Linked DNA regions of Homo sapiens: region 1 is linked to region 2. Evidence: chromatin loops called from intact Hi-C (ENCODE). Cell type or tissue: IMR-90. All regions are shown on one strand. Links, peaks and the distances in the headings refer to the core of each region. The heading gives the core; the rest is flanking DNA. Region 1 overlaps PELI2 (pellino E3 ubiquitin protein ligase family member 2). Region 2 overlaps PELI2 (pellino E3 ubiquitin protein ligase family member 2).

Evidence for each region. Peaks named below come from ENCODE experiments on the same cell type or tissue, not always from the same donor. Only the 100,000 strongest peaks of a DNase experiment are listed, where the experiment ranks them.
Region 1: a loop joins it to region 2, with 2.7 times the contacts of the local background. A loop is called at or near these places in 15 of 110 quality-filtered maps.

Annotation. Positions count from the first base shown.
Region 1 is chr14:56,198,066-56,200,994 of GRCh38, reverse strand. The region is part of intron 2 of PELI2 (pellino E3 ubiquitin protein ligase family member 2); the gene reads right to left. Among named protein-coding and RNA genes, the nearest start is that of PELI2, 81 kb to the right of the region's middle. RefSeq lists an enhancer at 1,614-1,803. In IMR-90, for the core only: no CTCF peak of the experiment used is centred there; a DNase peak (open chromatin) is centred at 1,674; H3K27ac peaks cover 1,747 bases.
Region 2 is chr14:56,120,763-56,123,691 of GRCh38, reverse strand. All of the region lies in intron 1 of PELI2 (pellino E3 ubiquitin protein ligase family member 2), which reads right to left. Among named protein-coding and RNA genes, the nearest start is that of PELI2, 3.8 kb to the right of the region's middle. In IMR-90, for the core only: no CTCF peak of the experiment used is centred there; a DNase peak (open chromatin) is centred at 1,731; H3K4me3 peaks cover 14 bases; H3K27ac peaks cover 351 bases.

The sequences.
Region 1 (2,929 bases), core at 151-2,650, 77 kb before region 2:
TTTAATATTAGAGATGACTGTGTGACTTTCTTATTTAAAAAGAAGGCCTATGAAATCCAAACAAACTTGTGAAATCTTTAGACAGTTCCATTTAATAATGATCACTAATGGCCATTAGACCAGGCAAAATCTATGAGGCAAACAATCAGAATGTTTGTTTGAAATGCAAATGTAAGACAACTAATGAAAATGCCAACAGTTCTTCTGCTAAGGCCTGCTGTGATATTAAAAACAGTCTAACAGGAACTTTAAGAAGGAGAGACCTGATTCAGGAATTCAGTTACTTAAAAAAGAATCACCTTTGCCTGAAGTACAGGCTGTTCACTTACAGTCATCAGCATTTCAGAAATCAAAAAGCCAATATTTCAACAACTGCGTGTGTATTTTTGGCTGAATGGTGGTTATATTGATTATTTTACCAGCCCTTTAGTGAGATTTCCTTCCTTCTTGGTCGTCATTTCCAGTTCTAGATGGTACCCTATAGGGTAACGAAGGCAGTAGAGTGTGGTAGTTATGAAAGGAAGCTCCGGCATTAGACAGACCCAGGCGTGTCTTCACTCCACTTCTCACCGGCTGTGTGACCCTGGGGAGGTTACTTAACACTCTGTGCCTCACATGCCTCATCTGAAAATGGAAATGATAAAAGCCCTACCTTGTGAAACTGTTGTGAGGGAAAGTAAAAAAAAATATGCAAAGTGCTTATTAGCACAGAATCTGGTGGCCATAGATATTACCTGTATGACACAGAATAAGCACTCTGTATTTGAACTCTCATTATTGTTAGGGCAAGGTGGTGTAGTAGCAGTAAAAGAAAGAAGAAATACCTTCTGTTACAATAACAACTACAAATATTTGAAAATGAATTATGACACAGATTAAAAAGAATGTAAACAGTTATATTGAGGCCTTGAATTCTGTCTTTAAATCGTTGCTCCCTGTATTGTAAGAACTCTTCGTTAATCACTTAAACTGCTGACTGCCAGCAAAACCTAAGCTTCATACAGACCCACTGTCTACCAGGTGAATACACCTAGCGTTGCCATCCATGTAAGGTAATTTCTACAGTGAAGGTAAACCCCAGATACACTCAATCAACATCAAGTCAACAAAGATTTATTGAGCACCACCTGTGTATATGGCACAACCATAAACAGAACTTGCAGTACAGCTTAATTAAATCCCTGGGCCCTGGTAAGCTGAGTGAAAACTACATGTAAATACTTAAGAAATAGCTGGCTGGTTTATCATACATATTTACAGATTTTAATTTACCAAAACAACTTGTATCTTATCCGTTTATATAACCTGTAGGGTCTGTGTTTAAATCAGGATGAATGTGTCAAAGTAGCCATTAAACTGAATTATCAGGGGGTTTTCACTAATACTTGCTAGTTATAAACCTCAGTTCATTGCTAACCACACCCTGAGAAATCAACAAGAAGAACCATGAAGCACTGGGTAGATTTAATTATTATTTTAAATGTAATCTTCCATTTTAATATTCCTGATATAAAGAAGAGTTTTTCATTGCATTGGGGAATCTACCGTCTGTGATTAGTTGAGAACTTTCATTCTCATGGTTCTTGGTTAACTGAACTGTGACTCAGCAGTAACATACCAAGACGAGAAATGACCAGGCCAGACCGTCTCTTGTATAAACAAAAACAGAACAGAAGTAAATGGAGATTAGAGCCCAGGCAGAACCGCTACATTCAGTTTCCAAATATGGGCATGTGGAGACACTCAGGACAATCACTAAGGACAACCCAGAAGCATCACATGATGACTCTCATGGGGGAAGACCTTGGGCAGCAAGAGAGAAACTTTTGGCTCACACATGATAGTAATAAAATTGTTTTTGTTTACAGAATTCTTGTAGGAGGAAGGGGGAAAGATACAAGGTAAAATTAATAAAACTTAAGAAAATAACAGTAGAAAAAGTAAGTGAAGTCATAAGCTGGCTCTTTGAAAATATGAGTAAAACAAAAGCTATTTAAGCAAGAAAAGAAGAACAAAAAATATACAAAATTAGGAACAGACAAGGTGATATAATTACAGACACTAATGATTAAAATAAAGTGAACATTATTCACTTTGTCAAAAATCCAGAGTAGATGGAAGATTTTCTAACAAAATATAAAAGTACCAAAATTGACCAATGAATAGATAGAAAACAAGAACCATTTATACCCTCTCTCTACTTGTCATCAATATCCCACCATACTGGGTCATCTCCATCAGCATATAAGCATGCTCTCCTATCATCCATCATTAAAAAGTCATGACCCCCAAGCCCTCCCTAGTTTTGCTACTCCCCATCACTGCACATCTGTTCCAAAGAGCTGTCACATGTGGGCTCTGCACTTGCTCATCTCCTGCTTATGGCTCAGCCACTCCATGCTGGACACTGTCCCCGCTGCTCCATCAGATTTGCCTTAGCCACCATAGCCACCAACCTGCAAGTGGTCAAATCTAAGTCCCTTCCTTTAAGTCGCATCTCACTGGACTCACTCAGTGCATGTGATGTTGTCAGCTACTCCAGTCTGCCTTAGGCACACTCCTCTCATGCTCCATGATGCCACGCTCTCTGGGTTCTCCTCCCTATTTCCTGGTCACTCCTTTTCAGCCTTTGTCTAAAGGATGAATTCACCAATGCTCAGTCCTAAATCTTCTGCCCCTCTCTACATGGTTGAATTCCAGATTCATGTATCCAATTTGTGCCCTCAACTCTTCCCCTCATATCTCACTGGCATCTCAGACTACACAAGACCCAAACCAAACTCTTTGAGTTTCTCCTTAAACCGGCTCCTCTTTTTTGCCTTGAATGGCATCATCATCCATACATTACAATCAATTAATTATTCCTCTGAGAGAGTCCCGTTGCTTCTTCCTCAAAGATATATTCGCTTCTCTGTACTTCTACTCCCAC
Region 2 (2,929 bases), core at 322-2,821:
ACAGGATGAAACACAACCAGAAATGAAAAGACCTAATGAAGCTTTCAGTCTTGGTGTGTTAAAGAGAGAAATAAATAAATCTGAGAAAGCCAGACCAGAAACCACACAGCAACACAGACAGCCACATATTCCAAACAAGGCTAAAGTTAGTAAAGGAAAATATAGCAACTCAAAGCCAGTAACACCGTAACCCTTAATAGCCCACAGAATTAGACACTCCATCCACACAAACAGATCTGAGCTCTTCAGATCACCCCACATGCTGAGCTACAGTAAAGATTTTGTTTTATAAATTTTTTTAAAGTTCAAAGACCTTTTAGTCTATAAAAGATACTAATGTTTGATGTCTTTGGGCCCAAATTAGAGTGGAGGATGAGAAAAGGAAAAGTGTTAGGGTATATTTGAAGGTTTCTTATTGCCACCAAAGGGTGGAGTAGTCAAGGCAAAGTGCTGAGGTTACAGCAACAACAAAAAGCATACAGAAAGTGGGACCTGCTTTTAAAAAAAAAAAAAAGACCATAAACTCTACAAGCTACTATACCCCTCTTTGTCTTACCTAACAAAACACTGAATCATCCAAAGGAAATGAGGCAGGTATCTACCTCCTTTTGTAGAGCTTATCAATTTCTACTAAAATACTTCATTTTTCAGTCATATTTAGTCATATTTATAAATTTTCATTTGTAGAGGTTCTTACCCTCTTTTTGTGCCAAGAATCCCTTTGGCAGTTTGATGACATGTAATGAGCCCTTCTCAGACTAATGTTTTTAAACATACAAAATAAAATACAAAGGATTACAATTGGAATCACTTATACTTAAATATCAAAAGTCTTAAATTGCTATACACATGTGCACTTCTGTAATAATGCATTAAATAACAAAATCTAGCAGCAAGTCTTTTTGTTGCCTACACTCATAAGTGAATGAAAATGCTAAACTGCAGTTTGAATATCATGAAAATCAAGACATGTTTTTCCCCCATCTAAGTTCAAGAATGTCCCGAACTCCATCTGTGGACCCTAGGTTAAGAACCCTTGGTTGAGAGAGCCAATAAAAATACATTTTGTGAAGCATCAAAAGAAAAAAAAAAAGTCTTGCAAAATGCATTATCCATTCAACTGTGAGGTGAGAGGAACTAAGAGAGTAAGCAATATTTTTCCAAAAACCACCATGGGCCATTAGTCAGCAAGAGAGCCACATGCTTCAAATTGAATCCAGAAAGGATGCTTTGAGGAACTGACAGCGCTGCTGGAATCTGTCTTAAAGTGAGGAAAGGGTAGAGTAGGGGAGTACAGCCACCCAGCTCAGCCCAGATCAACTATGAACTTGAACCTCTCTTGTTCTGGGAGCCTGTGTCCTCAAGAATAAAATATAAGGGCTAAACATATACCATGACCATTAGGCCCCCTTCCAGTCCTAATTTTTTTTTATTATACTTTAAGGCTGGAATACATGTGCAGAATGTGCAGGTTTGTTACATAGGTACATACGTGCCATAGTGGTTTGCTGCACCCATCAACCCATCATCTACATTAGGAATTTCCCCTAATGCTATTCAGTTCTAAATTTTTATCATGAGATCATCTCCTCTTTATGCTGGTTATTTCAGTCTATTTAGCTAAATTTCAAAACATCACTGTCTTTCTTAAACTTGGAACATAAAGTTTTACACAATTTAAATGCTCCCATGGGTAACCTAACACCAATGAGTCAAACAGATGTATATCATTACAACTTTTTTAAACATTCTGTTTTTACGCACATCTTCATAAAAAACAACCACAGCATTGATCTTTTCTGCTATTAAAACAACTGTCAGGGAACTTAGAATATGTAACTAAATAGTTTCTACATTTGCGCCAATGAACAGAATTACTGAGCACAGACCAGGAAGGGCTCTTGAAGCCTACCTAATCCAATCATATTTTGCAAATTGATAAAGAAACAGAGAGGAGGAGGAGGAATTAAGCCAAAGTCACAGAGCCAGTCAGCAAGAGAGAAGGGCTTATTCAGGTCACCCACCTGTAAATGCATGTTCTTCCCACTATACCAAACTGCCTCTCAAATCCTGAGCCACTTCCCTAACCTTAAAACGTAAGTTTAAAATTATAGCAAAAAGACCTGCTGGTTAGACCAGTCATTTTTCTCTACCTTCAGTTAAGTAGTGGACACAACAAAGAGTTGTGGCTATGATACATTAACTGGCTGGAATCATGAAATAATTAAATTCCACTAATCAGCCCAGAAAGTGATGAGCTCACTAAAATCCTAGCTATGTGGAATCTCTTAATAATACTGTGTAACACACAAAAAGATATAGAAGTATTTAGATATGGATATAGACATCTATCAGCTCTTCATTCTGCTCTCCAGGATTTCCTAGTAATGTTTCACTATGACATTCGAAAGTGAGCAAAAAGGACAGTCACATAACCATTAAAAAAAAAAAAAGCACTGAATTTGACAAGCAAAGCTTCTATCAATACCAAATATTAGGCATTTTTAGATCTCAGGAATCATCTCATTATTCAGAAAATCTACTTGAAATTTTCTGTTTTCCAATATTTATACCCCAGAGGACATAAAGATAATATCATAAAGATGATATTAATTCTATGTGAATGTTATTGTTGTTTTAAGATGAAGTACACTGTCTCAAATCCTAAGGGTGGAATATGAATAAGGTTCTCTCTAAAAATCTTCCTACCTAGTCACTCTTTCACCTGCACTCTTCAATGTGTTCAACATTGGTAAACAGTCAGAAACCTACCCTCGAAAAAAGAAAAATACCACAATTCAAGTATTCAAAAACCAGACTAGCATCCTCTACTCACATTTCACCTCCTCAGAGAGAACTTCCCTCACCTTCCAGCCGAAGAAACCAATACCCACCTAAGCAGTCACTCTCCAAGTTTATCAACTCCTCT